Linked DNA regions of Mus musculus: region 2 is linked to region 1. Evidence: chromatin loops called from intact Hi-C (ENCODE). Cell type or tissue: left cerebral cortex. All regions are shown on one strand. Each heading gives the region's core, and the rest is flanking DNA. Links, peaks and the distances in the headings are about the cores only.

The links. A loop is a pair of places that touch in the nucleus more often than their neighbours do. Peaks named below come from ENCODE experiments on the same cell type or tissue, not always from the same donor. Only the 100,000 strongest peaks of a DNase experiment are listed, where the experiment ranks them.
Region 2: it touches region 1 in a loop (3-fold over the local background); 3 of 42 quality-filtered maps call a loop at or near these places.

What each region holds. Positions count from the first base shown.
Region 1 is chr1:193,118,404-193,129,062 of GRCm38, forward strand. It overlaps Utp25 (UTP25 small subunit processome component), which reads right to left. Exons shown (of 12, transcript NM_145415.2): 3 at 9,864-10,143; 4 at 5,235-5,405; 5 at 3,603-3,691; 6 at 1,907-2,317; 7 at 1-9. Among named protein-coding and RNA genes, the nearest start is that of Utp25, 6.5 kb to the right of the region's middle. In left cerebral cortex, for the core only: a CTCF peak has its summit at 7,662 (motif pointing left); DNase peaks (open chromatin) are centred at 4,224, 4,619 and 7,630; H3K27ac peaks cover 836 bases.
Region 2 is chr1:193,028,879-193,039,537 of GRCm38, forward strand. Syt14 (synaptotagmin XIV) reads right to left here and starts at 6,897. Exons shown (of 8, transcript NM_181546.3): 1 at 6,745-6,897. The coding sequence starts at 6,757. In left cerebral cortex, for the core only: no CTCF peak of the experiment used is centred there; DNase peaks (open chromatin) are centred at 6,008, 6,769 and 6,994; H3K4me3 peaks cover 2,654 bases; H3K27ac peaks cover 1,926 bases.

The sequences.
Region 1 (10,659 bases), core at 1,050-9,049:
TATAAGTACCTGTGGGAGGCAATGGCAGGACAGAGGTAAGTATCTGGACAAAATACCTGGCTCAGTATCAACAGCCAAGTTCCTGAATTCACACCAACCCATCCTATAAACTTTTAGCCCCAGGGCTCTATGGGAGACATTTCTCAAGCAAAATCTGGAAATATCTTTCAGTATAAGGAATGCCCATAGTAGCCGTGGAAGCTCAAGGACAGAAATATATTAAGGTCTTTGACAAATACACAGTGTAGTGGTTTGAAGGAGACTCGCTCCTATAGGCGTATACATTTGAACGCGTGGTCCCCAGCTGGGAGCTGTTTGGGAAGGGTTAGGAGGTACAGACTTGTGTCTGACGGAGGGTGGGCTCAGAAGACTTCCGACATGCTGCTTGTGCCTTTCAGGCTTACTTGTGGTTCAAGACGTGAGCTTTCAGTGTTCCTGCCTGCCACCATCTCTCTTTTACCCTCAGACTCTGCTCCTCTGAGATAGTAAGTCCAATTAAATGCTTTCTTTTATATGTTGCCTTAGTCATGATGTTTTGTCACACCAATAAAAAAAAAGGCAGTAAGAAAAAAATACAGAAAAGGATTAACCATTATTATTATTATTATTATTATTATTTTAAGTATATTCTCTAGAATAGTTTTTTAATCCAGTGATGACAAATTTCTGAACTGGAAAATCAGGACTCAATTTCTCAAGCCTCATTAAAATGCTTAAAGATGGTTCATAAAAGATGAGTCAGGGTTTTAGAGCACTTATTGCTTCTGGAAAGGACCAGAATTTGGCTCCCATCATTCACAGTCATCCTACCTCCAGTCCCGTGGGATCTGACTCCCATAGGTACAAGGCATGCCTGTGGTGCATATACATACATGCTGGCAAAACACTCATACAATAGAATTATAAATCGAAAAATACATGTATAAAGTTTCTGCTGAACAGAAAATCAGAAGATGGCTAATAAAGAGCTAATTTCTAACTACCCATTATTCTTGTGCAAATAACAGACTCACTGGCGTGACCCTAGCCCAACCATTAGATTCCAATCATAAACCTGACTCTCATCTAGAGTACACACAGAGATAGACAGTCTCAAATGTTATACACACGCATTTGAGGTAGCCGACTAGAAATGCAATCAGCTGGTCAAAGAAGTAAGTAACTGCCCTGGATGCCAGACCCCAATTTAAGAGGCTGGATGGCTGTCCTGGTGGTGACACTAAGTAAGTGTCCACACTTTGTCACCCCAGCTATCAAAGTGTAAGAGCCACATTAATATTCACAGCCACCCCTGAATCCTGTTGAATTCAACAGAAGTCTGAAAACATGACCTTCTGCAGAGACAGGTGAGGCAAGTGTGAGAACAAGGCCTGGTCCTCAGCATCATGAAAAATGTGCACAGAATTAAATCCATCTCCTTTCCTACTAGAACTTCAAATGTGCCAGAGGTCACACTAGAACGCACAAGTAAATACAACCTTTACTTTAAGCAGCAGGAAGCTTACAACAAAACAGAGATCTCTGGTTTGAAGGTTTCTGTATATGTGACTTGGTGGAAAGCCTGATTCTAGCCCCCCTCTGCTACTCTTTTCTCTGTTCACTTTAGCAGGGCCTTCTAGGAATCTGAGTTCATAGAAGTTACTGCATATAGATATAGGGACCGGATAGAAAACTTCACTGGGTTCTAGTGAGCCAAGTCACCAGGAAGAGATCATCAGCATTGAGGTGCTTATGTGTGCTTGGGGTTCAGCCCTGAGAGCATCTGAAGCCCCTTTCACTGCCCTGCACTGCCTGGCTCACTCAACTGCTCACCGAGGATTCACTAACTAGTCGGCTGTCAACACACTCACGACTCAGCAGTGCCTCATGGCCTTCTCGACAGCAAAGCTCTCCTGCTGCCACTCACCTTAGGCCTGGTGAGCCCTTGGTCCCTGAAGTCATCATCTTCACCCACCCCAAGTTTCTGGCTCCGGCGCCTACTGTTGTTAGCCAGCACCTGAGCATTGGCTTTGAGGACATGGTTTATGGCATGCAGGCAGTATACATGGCGGACTTCTTCTCCATTCTTCAGGGCAGTCCTCTCAGGGTAGAACAGGTCCCGGTAAGAATTCATAATTAAGAACAGCTCTTTCTGGAGCGGGGTAAAGGAGCTATTTGATTTTTGAGGTCCAGATAGAAATTGGCTATTGGTTTTTGCCCAGGTGGATTCTAGAGGCTTCTGAAGATGAAGTAACTTTAGGTCAATATCCTTTGGAGGTTTAAATGTTTCCGTCTTCTGGAACTTTGATGAAAAGACAAGATGTCCCAGGACTGGCCACTATGGGCAAACAGATCAAGAGAGCTAAGTAAGACATGAGTAACAACACACGACATTCAGAGTAACTGATGACTCACAGATCATCCCCTTCTCTCACACAGGCAAGAGGGTCCAGACAACAGTTACACAAGCAGTGGGCAGCTTGGAGCCTGACTTCATACCTGAGAGCTGTCTCTAGTGTTTCCCTCACTGTTCCAAGGAACACGTCTCAGGAGAGTCAAAATTACTTTAGAATTGTTCAAATAACGTCAGCAACGTGATCCGTCACAAGGGTATGTCTGTCTTGGAATTGATCCATCTTCTCCCTTCCTCTCTCCCCACTGCTTTCTCTCTCAGAGACGTACCCAGCAGGACTCAAGGGATACTACTTTGTGAAGTGAATGTTTAGAAAATTTTCATTGTAAAAAAATTGCCAATCTAGAATTAGAGTAACTTTGGCAGTAAAGGAAATGAGGCACAGAAGCTGAGCAGCCTGGCGACTCTCCAGAGAACTAGGCTCAATGAAGCAGCTCACCTCAGAGGTCCCACCCTGGTGACTCCACTTACTCAGCAGTGAACTGACAAGCTCCCAGAAACAGAAAGGAGCTCAGGAGTTATGGGGCTAGGAATGAGGAGTGTGAAAGTGGGGATGGTGAAAAGGAACGACAGAGCCAGGGATGGTGCCACACACCTTTAATGTCAGTGTGGGAGGAAGAGGCAGGCAGATCTCTTGTGATTTTGAGGCCAGCCAGGACTACCTAGTGAGGCCCTGCTAGTGGGGCCACACAGTGCTGTAGAGTCCCACAACCTGACTGTGCTGGTAGGAACGGGACTGTATAAGAAGACAACCCTGTACAGAATATATGAGTCTAGATGCAATGCCATGGGGACAGAGTACTTAGCCTAGCATGCAGCAACAAATGGCATCTTTGTCCATTCTCTAGTCTCGATACTGTGCTGTAATCTGCTACTTGGTACCAAGGGCAAAACTGGCATAAGGTACAAGGGACATCTCTGATTTGAACTCTGGACCTTCGGAAGAGCAGTCGGGTGCTCTAACCCACCGAGCCATCTCACCAGCCCCTCTGACTGACTTCTTACACCCAAACATATATCTGCAATTACTTCAAATGAACACCCAGATCCTAATACCTGGGAGTCTGGGGCAAAAGGACTGACACAAGCTCAATGTCTGTCAAAGTGAAACTCACTGTGAACAATTAACAATGTGCCAGTACAGTAAGCCAAAGACAGCCATTTCTGTGGGGCTCTCTCCTATGCCCGGGAACCGAGCAGTAGTACGTACTTTCAGTTGCTGGGTAGCTGGAGGGCTGGAAGCAGCAGCTTGAATTTCCTTCTCTTTCAGTTCTTTGTTGACATGTTGTTGAAACGGATCTAATTCAGAACACAGTGATCAGCACAGTGAGCAATGGTGGGGCTTTCTAGTCTCCTCAGAGTGGCAGGCTCATCTCTAGTCACCTGGAAAGTGACAAGTCCATCTCTGGTCTCTGTGGAGACTGACCTGCTGATCTTCCCAGTGTTGACTCCCCACCCTTCAGTCCAGCACTGGTCCCCATCCTCCAGCATCTCACCCTCATGTGAGGAGCTGAGCACTGGAAGCACACACTCATCACATGACATCTCAGCCCAAAGTTCAGGCTCTGACCACTGCACCTAAACCCACCTCTTCAGTGACTTCTGAGCATGGCCCTAAATTCTGCTTATGAGACTTTCCTTGGCACCAAAAGTCCTCTCTTCACATTCAGCTGTGCAGTGCTATTCCTTCACAGAAAGCGCTCCACAGGGAAAGGCTAGAGCCGGTTCTCTGTGGACAGTCACAGCTCTTTTAGCCCCTACCACGTGTCGTACATCCAAACAAGCCAGCACGTGTTCCTGTCTTATCTGGTAGATGGCAAGATTCCCGAGCGCAGGCTCCATGCACTCTGCACAGCAAGACACACTAATAATTCTCAGTATTCACCTGAACTAGAGATGACACAAATGCTACCCCTTGCATGCACATGACCCTCAGCTCTGTGATGCCCATGTAGTCTGCTGCACTCGGGTGATCCCCGGGCCCCCCTCTGTGCTCTCTCACTGAGTAGCAGCAAAGTGAAGTAGGTAACTTGCTCAAGGATCCAAATGACATGAACCTGCAGAAAATGCCCAAGACTACAAAAGCAACACCATCGGGGACACCTAGGCCAACCCATCTGCACAGCCCACGTGCAGAGGCTTCAGAAAAGCCAGCTGGCTTCCTGCTTTTGTCCAGGCTCCCACACTGTCACGGTTCACAGTTAGGATGTGGTTTCTGCTAAGATTCCACAAATTCTACCTCTACTTCTCCTCCCACTAAAAGCCAGCAGATCTAACTAGGCCACATAAGGACTCGGCTTCACCCACGCTAAAGTGCAGCTGCAGAAAACTGGGAGAGGCAGAAAAGACTGACACCCGCTTGGCCTTCCCACCGGCACAAACTGATATTACAGAAACTCATGTCCAGCTGGCTGCCATTTGATCACAGGCATGGTGACCATGGAGGGTGGGGGGGGGGGTGGCTTTGGGGCTCCTCTTAGTAATAAGAACACTCAGACTGGCCACCCCTGGGCCTCACAAACTTGAAAAGGTACTGCTCCAATGAAGAAGGCTGGCAGAGGGGGGAAGAACACTCTCTCCCTTCTCTTCTCCCTGTTAGGAGGGCAAAGCCTTGCTCAGACTCCAAGTCTAGAGACTTGAGGCCTGGGACTGCCTCCCCACTTCACCCTGCAGCCTCCTCTCCACACTAACTATTGAAAAGCACAAACACGTGAGAAGCGCCTCCTCCAGCCCCCTATGTGACCACCACCAGCTGTTTCTACTGCGCTGTCAGTCGAGCCTAACACAATCAGTGCACAGCCCTATCGCACTAGAGGGTTGGGGCAGCAGGAGCCACTCTCACCTTGGGATGGCCTCTGGGAACAACTGCCCCCGCTATCCTCTTCTAGAAAATTAGTTTCCAGGCTGAACAGTGACTCGTGTTTCACATCTGTGAACTCCTCTGAGGATTTCTGTGATACACCAGGTGGCTCTTCACCATCTTTTTCTTTTGAGTTGTCAGCTAGAGACATATCTGAAACAATGAAAATCATTTTGTGAAATTTATGGGGTATGGTAGAGCTGGGGAAAGAGGAGGGGAGTTTCAGACCATCCTGGTTAACATAGCAATTTCCAAACAGCTAAGCCTACAGAGTGAAACTGTTACAAAAATAAAGTAATTTACACATAATTAAATGTTGACAAAACCAAACACTGGTGCTCACTGCTTTCATTCATTCATTCATTCATTCATTCATTCATTCATTGAGGCAGTTTCTCTGCGTAGCCCTGGCTGTCCTAGAATTCCCTTTGTAGATCAAGCTGGCCTCAAACTTAAGGAGATCAGCCTACCTCTGCCTCCTGAGTCCTGGGATTAAAGGTATACGCCATTATTCTTAACAGTGCTTAGGTAATGCAGTGATGTGACTGTTCAGAATTGAGTCTGATTGCAGACCTGAGTGATGAAGTAAACTCAGTAACTAAGCTGGGCTTCAGGCCTAGAGCATGATTCAACTTTACTCGGGATATTAGTAGATTAAATTTATGCTCCAGCCGGGCGTGGTGGCACACGCCTTTAATCCCAGCACTTGGGAGGCAGAGGCAGGTGGATTTCTGAGTCCCAGGACAGCCAGGGCAATACAGAGAAACCCTGTCTCGAAAAACCAAAAAAAGAAAAAAAAAAAAAAAAAGCTCCAAATGGTGGATTCCAGGCAGGAAGTCAAGTGACTATTTGATCTTTTGAGTCAGGGTCTTCTCTGGCTTAGTGTCTTAGCTGACTCACTATTAGCTCAGGATGACCTTGAACTTCTGATCTCCCATCTCTAGCTCCTGTATGCTAGGAGCTGCGGAGGGAACTCAGGGCTGTGCATGCTAGGCAGACACTACCCACTGAGCTATCTCCTGGCCTTCCTCATGGGGTGGCTCCTCCCATTGTAGGAGGCTTGTTGTAAACACACAGGAGGCAGTTCTAGCCTAAGGGGAAGACTTCCAGCAACTACCTGTGAGCTCTAGCTATAATAGTGGCTCCTCTGGGGGCTCCTGCCTGATCACCTTTAGACTTGAAGACTGCAGCCCACTGGGTAATCACATGAGCCAATTCCTTAAAATAGATTTCTATCATAATTAGAAGTTACCGTGGAGAATTCTAAAATACCCAGTTCTAGAACTTACTCTAAAATACTACACCAAGATATAAATGAAAGATGTTGAGAGCAGCCTGAATTATGATAAGAAATAACATGGAACAACTGAAATGTCTGTCAAAGGATTATTCAATAGTGTGTGTTATACATCCAAGAAACTAATGTGAATCCAGAGTTACGTTACAGAGAAAAAGGTCCAGTCTAAGGACAGAACTCAGTAGCAAAGCATAGGTAGGAGGCACTAAGTCCAATGTCCAGTACTGCAAGACTAGGTCCTCCTGCTTCTACCTTCACCAAGTGATAGAATTAGAGGCACATACCACCACAGCTGGTTTTATGTAGCGCTGGGGATAAACTCGGGGCTGTGTTTATCCTAGGCACACATTTCAACCACTGTGCTATATCCTAATGACCCTTCTCACATTTCTGAGGTAAATAAGACAAATGTTTATAATTAAAACATGCAATAAACAAAACCATTTTCCTCTAAAAATTTAAATGCAAAGAAAACCAGCACTAAGAACCTCCAAACATTTAAAAATTATAGCAACGTAAGTTTTTGCTTATTTGTTTTTGTTTTTCAAGACAGAGTCTTACTATGTAACTCTGAATGTTCTAAAACTTACTATGGAGACCAGGCTGGCCTTGAATTCACAGACATCCTTCTGCCTCTGCCTTCCATGTGCTGAAATTAAAAGTGTGCCACTGTGCCCAGCAAGGCAAAGGATTTTTAGCCCAGTAAAGCTAACTAGGAAAACCACTACATGGCTGGTCTAAGATTTTTTTTGTTTTGTTTTATTTTGGTTTGGTTTGGTTTTTCAAGACAGGGTTTCTCTGTATAGCCCTGGCTGACCTGGAACTCACTTTGTAGACCAGGCTGGCCTCTAACTCAGAAATCCACCTGCCTCTGACTCCTGAGTGCTGGGATTAAAGGCATGCGCCACCATGCCCCGCTCTTTTTTTGGGGGGGTGGGGGGTGGGGGTGAGGTGGGGAGTGGGGGGGTGGTGGGCAGGTTAAGATTTAAAACAGCAAACAACAAAAAAAAGTATTTGCTGGGCTGAAGAGATGACTCAGCGGTTGTGACTGCTCTTCCAGAGGCCGAGTTCAATTCCCAGCATGGTGGTTCATAACCAACTGATGCCCTCTTCTGGTATAATTGAAGACAGCTACAGTGTACTCATATATATAAAATAAATCTTTAAAAAAAATTTATTTGCCTATCATGCTCAAGGCCCTAGCTAGAATCAAAAAAGGGAGAAAGAGAGAAAAGAGAGAAAAGAGAGAAAAGAGAGAAAGAGAGAAAGAGAAAGAAAGAAAGAAAGAAAGAAAGAAAGAAAGGAAGGAAGAAAGGAAGAAAGGAAGAAAGGAAGAAAGGAAGAAAGGAAAGAAAGGAAAGAAAAGAAAGCCTGGCAGTGGTGGCACATGCCTTTAATCCCAACACTTGGGAGGCAGAGGCAGGCGGATTTCTGAGTTTGGGGGCAGCCTGGTCTACAGAGTGAGTTTCAGGACAGCTAAGGGTATACAGAGAAACCCTGTCCAAAAAAAAAGAAAAGAAAAAGAAAGAAAAGAAAGAATGACTAAATGAATAAAGGCCTGGGATGTAACTTAGTGGGAAAGTGTGTAGCTGGCATGTATGAGGCCCAGCATCACAGAGGAATGGAGGGAATATGGAGACCATGTTAGGAGGAATGAGGAATGGTAGTGCACACCTTAAATCCCAGTACTCGGGAAGTGAGTTTGAGGCCAGCCTGGCCTATACAGCAAATGCCAGGCCACCAGTTAGGGATAGTGATACTCTCTCAAAAAAGGAAGTGACTGTAAGAATAACAGGACTGAGATAGTGAGATATAGAAGTCACCCACATATATCCAGCAATTAAAAGCAAACTATTAAGAACAATAGCACAAAGGTAAAATAGACACAAGCCAGACATTGCACTACACACCTGCAATCCCAGCACTGAGAGGTGGGAGGTAGAAGGCGGATGGAGCAGGAGGATGGTCATGACTGTGGGCCACACAGTGAACTCAAGGCTGGGTTTACAGAGTAAGAGCCTGTCTCAAAAAGGCTGTGTGTTTAACCATGTTTCCAGATTTCTATAATGGGCACAGCCAGTCTACAGCGACCAGAGTCAGTTCAGTGCCAGCAAAAGGATAGGCATCTCTGTAGGTCATGGAAGGTACATGTTTGTCAAAGCTCAAACTGCATATAGAAATTAGGTACACTTCGTTATTAGTTAGTTTTTCCTACCCGGATCTGGTTCTTGCCTTCCACCTTTACGTGGGTTCCGGAACTCTAACTCAAGCTGTCACCTTTTACAGCAGGAGGTTTTACCCAGTGAACCACCTGGTCAGCCCAGGCTGCCTTCTGTTTGCATATAAACATATTCTAATGAGGCTGATTTAAAAAAAAAAAAAAAAAAGCCAGGCATGGGGGTGTGTAGAAAGATTCTCTTATGTACAGTATGGAAGCATCACTTGTCAGTAAAAAAATGATGGCCTAGTAAAAAAGGCGGGAAGTAAGAGTTCTGTAGAGAGAGAAGAACTCTGGGAGCTACTCAGGTGAGGGTGATTCCACCAGCGGACTCTGAGGAGTAACTAACCAGCCACGTGGCTCGCATGTTATAGACTAGAGGGGCATATAGTTATGAGCTTGTCGGAGAACAAGCCCAAGCTTATGGTCTAGGCACTTGTTCATAACTAAGTCTCAGAGTCGTCATTTGAGATCTGGGGACAGGCGGAAAGCCTTCCTTCACAGGTATACACCTGTATTCCAGGGCAGAAGTCGGATCGTAAGCGGAAGGCCAGCCTGGTCTACACAGTAAGACCGTAACTCAAAAGACGAGCTCAGTCTGACATACACAAGACCCTGGATGTGATTCCCAGGCACAGAAGATCACTTAGCGGTGCATCTGAGCCCTAAGACAGAGTCTCTCTGGGCTCTCAGTCCCAGTACCTCTCAGAGTCACCTTAAGGACCCAGTGAGAGCAGCCTCATCTCCTCTCCAGCTGCTTCATATAAACAAATCTACAACATGAAAGTTTGTATTTTTATGTCTACCTCCCATCAAACCTGGTCTCTTACTGAAGCGGAACAACCTCTTCAGTGAACTGAGCTGTCACAGTGACCACATAATGTCCCCCTGATACGCCAAGCGGTCTTACGGGAGGTTACAAGTCCCCCAAAGAGTAAGCCAACAGCATTTTCCTGATGAGAGGGTCCTGTGTTCCCATCAGAGTCTCAAAAGCTAACCCAACCCAACAAGGCTGAATCTCTGCCTTGGAACCACATGCTCTCACTCAGCCCACACAACACAGAATGAAGAGGACAGGCCGGCCCCAGGCACTTACGTTCCTGTGTCTCAGCAGCCTCCTCAGCAGCCTCCGAGACAGCAGCTTCTCCCACACTGCCATCCTCACTGCCAGCTTCCTCATTCATTTCTGCATCACCTACAGCACTGTCATCTTCCTCTTCCTCTTCCTCCTCCTCCTCCTCCTCCTCCTCCTCCTCCTCCTCTTCCTCTTCCTCAGAAACATTCTTTAATGTAGCAAGCAGTCTGTGGTACCCTGAAACGTGCTCTTGTTCACTCTCTGATTCACTTTCAGAATGTGAAGAATCTGAACTCTCTGGCTAAAGAAAAATGAGAAATTAATATATATATATATTGTTGTCAAAATAAAAATAAGAAAGAAAATGTGAGAAATACATATTAGTGGAATTTCCTCAACCACAAAGAAGGAAATTATATCACATGCAAGGGGATGGATAGAATGGGTGATAAGGAAGTAAAAATAAGTCAGACTAAAGACAAGTAATATTTTCTCTTGCACAAGGAAACTAGATTTAAAAGAAATTAGAAGTCATGAAATCAAAAGGACAAGAATTTGGGAAGAGGAAAGGGATGAGCAGAGATGGAAGACAAACAGTCAAAGGAAGGAAATGAATACGATCAGATAATTTTGACTGGAAAAGTCCTTAGGAAACCCGCTACTTTGTATAATGAATATACATTAACTCACAGACAAAACAAAAATCCCTATGAGCTTTTCAGCAAATATTACAGTCTCATCTCTTGAACCAAGCCGGGCATGAAACTTAAATAAAACAGTTAACCAAGCTATGGTTCTAATTGACATCAGCTGCACG
Region 2 (10,659 bases), core at 1,646-9,645, 89 kb before region 1:
AAAAACCCTGCGGAATGACAAGAAAAACTGTGTGTGTGTGTGTGTGTGTGTGTGTGTGTGTGTGTGTTTGTGTATAATATTTACTTATTTATTGGGTTTGTGTATTGTGCCCCTGAACATGCATTTTGCCACAGTGCACATATGAAAGTCAGAGGATAACGTGTGGGAGTGTGTGTTCTCATTCCATCATGTGGGTTCTGGAAATTGAACTCAGGTCATTAGGCATGGCAGCAAAAAACCCTTATCCAGTGAGCTATCTCTCACCTGCCCTTTGGTAAGAATTCACTTTACCTATATTAAATAAAAGAACTTCGGTTTCAAAAGCTAGTTAAATAATTACTACATCTTAAACTTAGTTAGCTGGTAACTTCCAATCTGTCAAAGTACTTATTTTTAAAATCACACAACTAACGTAAGAGACTACAGAGCTAGTTTGAAAACAAACATAGCTAGCTCATTACTTTATAGTACAAATAAAGTAAAACTCTAGTGGTTAAAGTTTCTCAAGATTGCTAGTTAGTGTTAAAAAAATTCAAACACTGCACTTAATAATGAAATTAACTAAGAAGTTAAAATGAGTCGGGCAGGGGTGGCATATGCCTTTAATCCCCGAGTTTGGGAGGCAGAGGCAGGTAGATCTCTGTGAGTTTGAGTCCAGCTTGGTCTACAGAGCTAGTTCCAAGATGGCCAGGGTTACACAAAGAAACCTTCTCTCTCAAACAAACAAACAAACAAACAAAAAACAAAAACAAAGTTAAAATGAATTTTTTCACTTATACAAAAAAATAAGAAAATTATGAAATTGCTTTTGAGTGCTTTAAGGTAGTTTAAATAAAGTCAACTTCATAAAAACTGTATTTGGAGGTAATATGAGCACTGGTCTTGAAATAATCATCTTAGCAACATGAAATCGATACATATAGGATAACACTTCAGTTATTAGTATCAGTCACCTCAGGCAACTCCATGTAAGAACGAGACAAATGTGGCACTGTCCTCTACAGTGGCAAAATTAAGAAAGATATGAAAAACAGGAGTGTGGGGCACACGAGTGCTATGATTGTGTACCTTCATGTGTTTGCATATGAATGGACACACGACTGTGAATGTGCCTACTACATAACTAGGATATTTTTGAGACCGGGAGGAAAATCATAACATATTACTTTCCTACATGTTTATGGAAGGGAAAATGCACCATCAAAGTACATACAGGTGTCAAAGATAGAATTAAACCCACGATTTAGTTCTCATAAGAGTTCTTCTTAAAATTCACTTTATCACCTCCACATATAAGCTTCATTGATTCCTTCATGGTCAGACACTGAAAAACTAAAAGTCTTATAATTTATCTCATCTAGAGATTCTTTTCCCATGTTTATCTATGAAAGTGGTCACAATCTTTAAGTTCTTCTGCAGATTCTGCTACTTACTGTACATAAGGAAAAACTTTAAACATTTCCTGTTTATGCTGCCAACTGCCCCAAATCACCTTAACCTATTTAGACTCTAACTTCTAGGTGTATTTTTAGATTAATCCCCAGTTTAAGCCATTCACTCATATTAGTTTGGGTCCCTAATTTTAAAAGCTGTGTTATAAATGAACACACTTTCTGGGTAGAGCCAGGCTTTAACTCTAAAGTTAGCACCATCTAATATGGTCTTTATAAATCTGAGTTTGTTAATGTGGAAGGTAAGGTAAGAAAAACTAGTTATTATAAGGTAGTAATATTAATAACTCCAGAGCAGAAAATAGTTGTCATGTTACATGGTCACTCTGCTAAATGGGAATACCTGCTGGAGATAGAGCAATGTCAATTCTGAAAAATTCCAAAACCAAGTCCACAACTAGTAGGAAGGAGGATGCCATAGCACAGCAGGTGTGTCGGTGATAGTTGTAAGAGGGAGAAGTAGGTGTCTATGACTGAAATTCAATATTATGATGAGCTGTCCACAGTGAATACCAAAAAGCATAAAGTTCAAAGAGAAAGTCAGAGTTTAGGCCTAGGAAACAGAGAAGTCTCCTGAATGGTTTCTTTCTCTTCTTTGGCTCCTATATTCATTGACTTTCAAAAACCTGCTTGTGTAAATTTTCCAGAATAAATGTTAGCTTCCTCGAGGATACACACTGTCCTTTCCTTTTTATTTTTAAACCCGTTAGGTCTCCAGACATCTAAGTTACCCTCCTAAATTGGCATTGCTACTATATAATTGCATAATTATAGTAAAATTAAAACAATCTGAACAGTCAAGTCCTCTCTGCATTTAGCCCCCTGCCTAAACGTGGGACCCATACTCACCATTGCCACAACAACACAAAGAATGCCATGTCTATTTGTACAGCACTAGCTTGTCAGGCAAACAAGATGGCTCAATGGACACAAGCACTTGCAATACAAGCCTGGCAAGCTGAGTCCAGTCACTGGATCCTACAGTAGAAGGAAAGAGCCCATACCTCGTGTCCTCTAGCCCCAGGGTATGTTCTTTCTCTCTCTCCGGCTCCCTCCTTTCCTCTCTGCCACACACCCATATGCTAAATAAAAAAGTGTAGAAACAAAAACTTGCTCAACACAGTATCTCATTTGACCCACATAAATTCCTGTGCATTTAATTAATAATTTTTCTAAATATAAATTTTACCTTATAAAGTTAAATTTACTGACAAGTTAATTCACTTTTCCAGCCACTGAACTACTCTTCAAATTGAAGTTTTGGTTTTTGACTATCAGAAAGTTACTAACATAACACAATAAATCCCAATAAGTATGTGCTCACAAAAAGCACCACTTAATTGAATCTTCTAGCTAACTGAAAATTAAAATCCTTCTGTTTTGACTACACCAGATCAATTTTTTAAAACTGTAAATATGCATTCCTGTGTGAGACAACCAAAAATAATTTATTATTTCATTAATATTTATCTCATGATGAATTCAAAATACTATTTTGAATATGAAGTCTAGATCCAAAAGTCTAGAAAATAAAAAATTGTTCTGAATATATATATGAGTCTTAGAAGTTTGTTTGTTCGTCTGCCTTAGAAGTTTGTTAATAAATAAAAACTTGCTATATTATTATTTTTTCTTCCTTCTAAAAATAATAAACCAAAGATTCCAATTTATTAGGTTTAATTTAAATATCACTCTATGTGTGTGGGTGCATAATCTCAAAAATGTAAACTGAGGAGATAAAGCTAGTTACGAAACTAAAAAAAAAAAATCATTTCTTAAGTGTATGAGCAGAAGTGTAAACACTAAACAAAATATTTGAAATGTAGATAAAAGAACTTAGTGAACTATAAAATGGAGTTAATATCCAGATTTCTAACTTGAATATCCAGCTAATATTATATGCCACTCAACCAGTGAATTTGCACAAAATAGGGTAGTATGAGAAGTATGAAGGAAAAAGTTGTGGACAAGGAGACAACTTAAGATCATTCTGAATGTTATAAGGTGTACATTTGGATTGCTATAGTACATCCAAGTGAGGATATCTACCTACTATTTAGAAATGTAAGTGAGGCTAGGTGGTGGCGGCCCACATTTTTGACCCCAGAACTCAGGAAACAAAAAGTGGATTTCTGTGAGTCTGAAAACACCCTGGTCTATAAACTAAGTTCCAGGACAGCCAGGGTTATTACACAAAGAAATGTCTTGAAAAACAGAAAGAAAGAAAGAAAGAAAGAAAGAAAGAAAGAGAGAGAGAGAGAGAGAGAGAGAGAGAGAGAGAGAGAGAGAGAAAGGAAGGAAGAAAGCGAGAGAAAGAGAGAGAGAGAGAGAGAGAGAGAGAGAGAGAGAGAGAGAAAGGGAAGGAAAGAGAGGAGAGAGAGAGGGGGGGAAAAGGAAGGAGGGAGGAAGAGAGAGAGAAAGAAAGAGGGAGGAGAGAAGGGAGGTAGGGAAGAAGGGAAGGAGGAAGAAAGGAAGGAAGGAAGGAAGGAAGGAAGGAAGGAAGGAAGGAAAGAAAGAAAGAAAGGAAGGAAGGAAGGAAGGAAGGAAGGAAGGAAGGAAGAAAGAAAGGAAGAAAGGAAGGAAGGTCGGACAGAAAGTAAATTGTTGGTACTAAACTCAAGCCTAAACCATTGAACAGAGCAACTAAAAATATGCCAAACTACTACAAAGACCTATTCTCAATTCACAACACAATTAGTTTTGCAAAGGACTGCAGACATAGCTAGAGAGCGAGTAATCCAAGTAAAACAGTGTATAGTTTTTGGTTGAATACAATCTCATTTGAACCCACAAGAAGTTACAGAAAAAAGGTCATTCTAATAGTAAGCTACATTTATAAAATTACGCAAGGTTATAACAGCTTCAATATACAAGTGGAATAAAATTGTCCATCACTATATTTCAATTTTTAAAGCAAAGGAGCATATGGTTGTTGTCTTCAAATGGAAGAGATCTTACACACACACACACACACACAGACTGTATTTAAATTATTGTTTTAGAAAAGAAAAATAGGATGGAGTTAGAGTAAAGTTGCTGAATAGCAGATTTGACAATACAGAACTTCATCCCAAATATAAAGACCTTAAGGGTATAACATTTATTATCTCAAAATTAAGTTTGAAGTCAGCACCACTGAATGTTTTTACACAAAGGAAGCATGCATGGCCTATTTCTTGGTGTATACACTATACTGCAACCATGCTCACAATTATCTGTTCCACCAAAACATAAATTCTAACAGAGAGGATCCCACAAAGTCTATTTCAGAATATTGTCTATTCCTGATATACAACAAATGTTCATTGAGTTAAAAGGTGAATGAACTGTATATAAATTATTTCTACTAAGTAACTATGTCATTCTTTATCAATTAGCGTTATGACCACCAAGCAGGTCTTCAAAGAAACATTGGCTTATGGTATTACCACACTGAGTAATTAAGATTCTACTCAAAGGTGAGGAAAGTAGGGATGGTATATATAAACAGAATCTATTTTAGTAAGTGCTAAGAAGCATAGTTAGACTGACTTAACCTTTATTTGAAATATATTAACTACATTTTCCTTGGCAAACCAGAGAAAGCCTAAGTGTTGATATTTGTATCTTGAAAACCTTTTTAAAAAATCTATAGGTATAATAATAAGCTGGGGGTATAGTTCAGTGGTACTTCCTGGCATGTACCATGCTATCAAAACTAAAACAAAACAAAAGAAAACAAAAAGCATACAGAGAATCTTTAGAAAACCCAATTATTTAAAGATACAAAACACTGAGCAAAATGCTCTAACATTTGGCTGCCAGGAGAAGGTATGTATGCCTAAAGAAAACTTGGACAATAAGAAATTACAAATTATGAGATCATATTTGAATCCTAACTGGGTTAATCCTTCATCATCTGCTTAAAATTATATTTGTATGACTTTACAAGAAATCCTTCCACAAAGTTGTTGACAAAATAAAGCATTCTACGTCAACCAGTGAATTTCACTCCCTAATTCCAGCTCTAATAAACAGTACTGAGAAGAATAAGGGTTGAACATGCTGTTCTGAACATCAACGATTACAGGTAGATTTTATTCTCCATCATCTTAGCAAATCATGTCAATGTGTCCCGTACTTAATCTCTAAATTGAAGTAAACATGAAACACACAGCTGAGTTAATTCTGGAGTTTGGTGGCTGGATCCTAAAGAAGCCCCCAGGCGTGTATACTAACAGAGACCAGTCACCTAAGGGAATTACTGTGCGAGGGGGAACACATTAAATGTAGGCAAGTAATGATTCAGCTACAGGTACTCTGTACAGGTCACGCAGGGAAGTTTTGGAAATCCTTTTTTTTGTACTGAGCTCATCTAAAATGGAAAACAAGATGCTGTAAGCATCACACCTGTGTGATACTAACTGCACAATATGCTCCTTAAAAGCAAGGCAAATTCCACTCCACTCCAACTCCATGCTCTCAGAATAAGAGGAAAATACACATCGGTACCACTTACCTTACCCAATTCGAATCAAGCTACTTGTGAAACATTTCTGTTGCCAATCTTCTGGGTGCGTTTGTCATAAATAGGCATTTGCCTCTCCCCGGAAAAAAGCAATTGTGAGGGTCAGATAAGAGGGTTGACCTCACGAAGATGTCCTGGCCCCCCTATACCCGTCAACCGAAGGGGACAGCGTGGTTATCATCGGCCCAGAAAGCCCGACAGGAGCAGCAGGATGAGCGGATCCCACAAGGGCAGCCTCCCGCTGCCGAACAGCACGGCGCTTCTCAATACCTCAGAGCCTCATTCACCTCAGCATCTCGGTATCTCAGCGCCCTAGTACCTGAGCATCTCACTCAGTACCTCAGCGCCTTAGTAACTGAGTCTCCTCAGTGCCTCAGAACCTCAGCGCCTCATTTACCTCAGAGACTCAGCACCTCAGTGTCTAAGTACCTAAGTCTCCTCTGTGCCTCAGAACCTCAGCGCCTCATTATCACCTCAGAGACTGAGCGAGTTGGCGTCTAAGTACCTCAGCGCCTTAGTACCTGAGCATCTCACTCAGTACTTCAGAGCCTTAGTACCTGAGCATCTCACTCAGTACTTCAGAGCCTTAGTGCCTGAGCATCTCACTCGGTACCTCAGCGCCCAAAGTGTGTAGGCCAGTGCTCGCGAGGGCCGCACGCCGCGCCTAGGCCGGTGTCCCGCATTAGCTTCCCTTACAGTCCGGACCCGCAACCCGCACCTCGGCCTCCTGGGCCCTGCGCTCGCTCGCGGGGCGTCTTCTCCGCGCATCGCTTGCCTTCCACTTACCTTCGATCGCCATGATGCGCTCGCCATGGACCGCACCAACCACGCAGGGAGAGCGGGGGTAAGTGCTGGAGCTTGCTCTTCTTAGGCCTCGGGCCAGAGGGGCGGGAACGCCCCGGGGCCAGGCAGCTGGGCCTCCAGGAGCTGGGGCGGGGCGGCGGGGTGGGGTCGAAGCTCCGGAGCAGGCGGCGCAGGAAGCGGAACCTTCCACGGTCGCGCACCGTCGGCACGTGACACCGCCCCGCCCCCGGCCCCTCTAGGCCCCGCCCCTCGCAACAACTATAGTTTGGCCCACAACCTCGACTTAACCCATTCCCATCTACCTTCCCAGGCCCCGCCCCCGAAATATCCACAACCCCGCCTACCACCCTGACCCGCCACGCCCGCCTCTTGCTGGCCACGCCCTCACCTCCCCCAACCCCCTCTCCCCCAGCCAGTGCAGGGTCTCAGGCGGGCGTTCCCAACAGGTGCAGACAGAGCAGAGAGCAGCCTCAGCAGCCAGCCTTCACCAGGCTTCCAGAGCGGCTGGACAAGCGGTCAGGACCACGGACAGGTCTCCGCACCCAGGAGGTGCCAGATTCCCTCTCAGCGAAGATCTATTCAGTTTGGTTTGGTTTGCCTGAACACTCACCTCAGATTTCAGCCAGCCAGTAGAGACAGCTTCGTGGCACAGCAAACCAGAAAGAGGGATCGTGAGGATAGTCTCTGTCTCTCCCTCCTTCCCTCTCTCTCTTCAGCCTCATTTCTAATGTGACCCAACTCCACAGGAGCCTGATGCCTCCTTGGAGGAACGAGTTCCCCATTTGTCTATGCATTGCAAGCACACATTTGAAGCCACACAATTGTAGGTGTTGCACAGACGTCTTGACAAAGGGCCTGAAATGCATGTCATGTACCCATTTTTAAGTTTGCAAGCCCTTGAGCATGTGAACACCCAAAAGCCAACCCCGAGCAAACTAGCTACCTAATCAGCCCCTCTCCACTGTTTATCCCGCTTCGTTTGGGTACTTTAAAGGCCGGATGGAGGAGCCTAGAAGGATAGGGGATTAGTGATTCTTCCTTGTGGAGAAGATGGTCACTCCTAGAACAGGTGGCTATATTAAGGACAGAAACAAAGAAGAAAATATTTTCCACTTATTATGTGAGGTTGGACTGTAATCTAGAGCAGAAACTGCCTTTCATTGCTTTTATATAACTTCTCCCTCAGTCGATTGATGCTCAATAGGCATCGATTCTTTAACATTTTTTTTCTACATTTGCTTATTTATTGGGGCAGGACCTTCGTGTGAAGGTTAAAAGACAGTTTGCAGAAGTTTGTTCTCATCACCATATGACCTCCAGGGATCAAAATCAGGTTGTCAGCCAGGCTTGGTAGCAAACATCTTTACCTTCTGAGACTTTTCCCTGACCCTGTTCTTTAATGTTTTGACTAGTCCAGTGAATATCTGTTGATCTAGGCATCATATAGAGAACTGGCTGCAGGGGTAGAGGAGATGGATCAGTTGATAAAGTGCTTGTTGCACAAGCATGAGAGCTTGAGCTCAATCCACACCTTTTTTTTTTTTTAAGTAGCATGCTTGTTATCCTAACTCTGTAGAACTGAGATAGGCAGATCCTTGAAGTTCATTGTTAAGCCAGTGTAGACTAACTGATGAACTCCAAGATCAATGAAAAAGCCTGTCTCAAAAAATAAAAAATAAAAAAGGGGGATGGGTGAGACTGGAGAAATGTCTCAACCGTGAAGATCACTTGCTGTTTTTGCAGAGGACCTGGGCTCAGCTCCCAGCATCCACATGGGAGCTTACAACTGTTGTAACTCCAATTCTAGGGGATCTGACATCCTCTTCCAGCCTCCATAGACACCGGTCATGCATAAAATAAAATAAATAGGCAAAGAAGAGAGCTAGCCGGGCAGTGGTGGCACACACCTTTAATCTCAGCACTTGGGAGGCAGGGGCAGGCAAATTTCTGAGTTTGAGGCCAGCCTGATCTACAGAGTGAGTTCCAGGACAGCCAGGGCTATACAGAGAAACCTTGTCTCGAAAAAACCGAGAGAGAGAGAGAGAGAGAGAGAGAGAGAGAGAGAGAGAGAGAGACACTGAGGAAAACATTCAGCATGTCTATCTTACAGATACAGATGCATGCATGCACCTATCCATACATGAACGCACACACATGCATAGAAACACACACCAAAAACATATATCTACAAACAGGAATTGTTATTGAAGGATCAAACTAAATGACTGTTCTTATAAAATACCTATAGGTTAGTCTAAAGCGCTCTCTCATTCTCTCTCTCATTCTCTCTCTCATTCTCTCTCTCTCTCTCTCTCTCTCTCTCTCTCTCTCTCTCTTTCTCTCTCGGGGGAATACCATCAATATGCTTGGGATCCAGATACAATAATAAGGTTTTCTCCAGGACACTGTACTTAAAACAGACTTGAACTTCAGGACATGAAATTTGAAACCACAGATCTTGGTTTGTGGTTTCTAGCTGGCTTCAACTGTTGAAACTTACAAGAATTTCATATTGAAAGCCAAACATCTCAGAAATCAGCAGTTACACAGGTATCTGCATAAACCAGGTTAGTTCACAATAGTTTTCTCAGAAAGTGTGTGTGCGCGTGCTTGTGTGTGTGTGCGTATTAAACTTGAGCTTCAAACTTAGGACTTTGGCCAAAGTACTAATAACATTTCCCCTTAAGTTAAAACTCATAATCCACTCTACCAACATTACCTTTTGTAATAATCTGAGATGGGTCTTAGATAATACCATATATATTATTATCTCAACTTCTGCCCAACATTTCATACAACTTCTGAGTTTGCTTAAAGCCTGCAATTGTTTGGATATGTGTTGTCCCCACCAAAATCAGTTGAAAATTCAATTGCTAGCATAATGGTATTGTATGGTTGGGACCTTTAAAAGGTGTTGAACTAGAAGGTATAGCCTTCATAAAGAGAGCAGTATAGCTCCTACTAACCAGAAGTAGTTACCACAGGTTAGCCCAAGGCTGTGTGATTATAAACTGAGTTGATTCCTTTTCCACCTTCTTTCCCAAGGCACAAGCTGATTACTCTCACACACTCTCTCACCATGTAATAACACAAGGTCCTCACCAGACATGACAATCCTCAGAACCCATGAGCTGAATTAAACCATTTTCCTTATAAATTAACCAGTCTGGCTATCACACAGAAGACTAAGACATAGCCACTCTTAAATTAGTTGCTTATCTTAGCTTCTTTGTTTACTTTTTTAAAGTATGTGACTGGTTCAACAGTTCTAATTTCAAGAAGTATCAACTTATTTTATTTATAAGCTTTACATTTTATTATAGATCATGCCTAAAAATAATAGTTGTTTTTTATCTTGACTGTGTACCTCCAAAGCATTGACACTGTATATTTAATGCATTGGGACTGATGATTAGCTTTTTATTTTAATCCTTTTTATAATGAGTTAGTTGTAAAAATTAGTTTCAAACATATCACTCAAGTAGTTATCTGAATTTCTCATCATGTGTTGTGGAAATAGTTAGAAACTAAGATCAAAAAGAAAAATAATTTATTTTCTTATAGCTCTGAAATAGAAATATGTTTTGGTATTTCAATTTTCAAGTTATCCTCTCTATGAAAACATTTAAAAATAATAGTTTACACTTCCAGTAACACCATAAAGTGTCATCACACAGTGGTGTGATTGAAACATTGGCAGAAAAAATAAACATTAAACATGTGGGTATACCATGTCAAGTGGAAGTGAAAAAAAGATCAACCCACGTTAGTGGTGGCTCCGCGTGCTAAGCTAAATCACCACTGTCCACGGCAACAGAATCTTGATAGGAAAATATATTTTGAATTACAAAGGTTCCCAACCAACTTAAGAAACAACCTAGTTTTAAGCTGGAACCT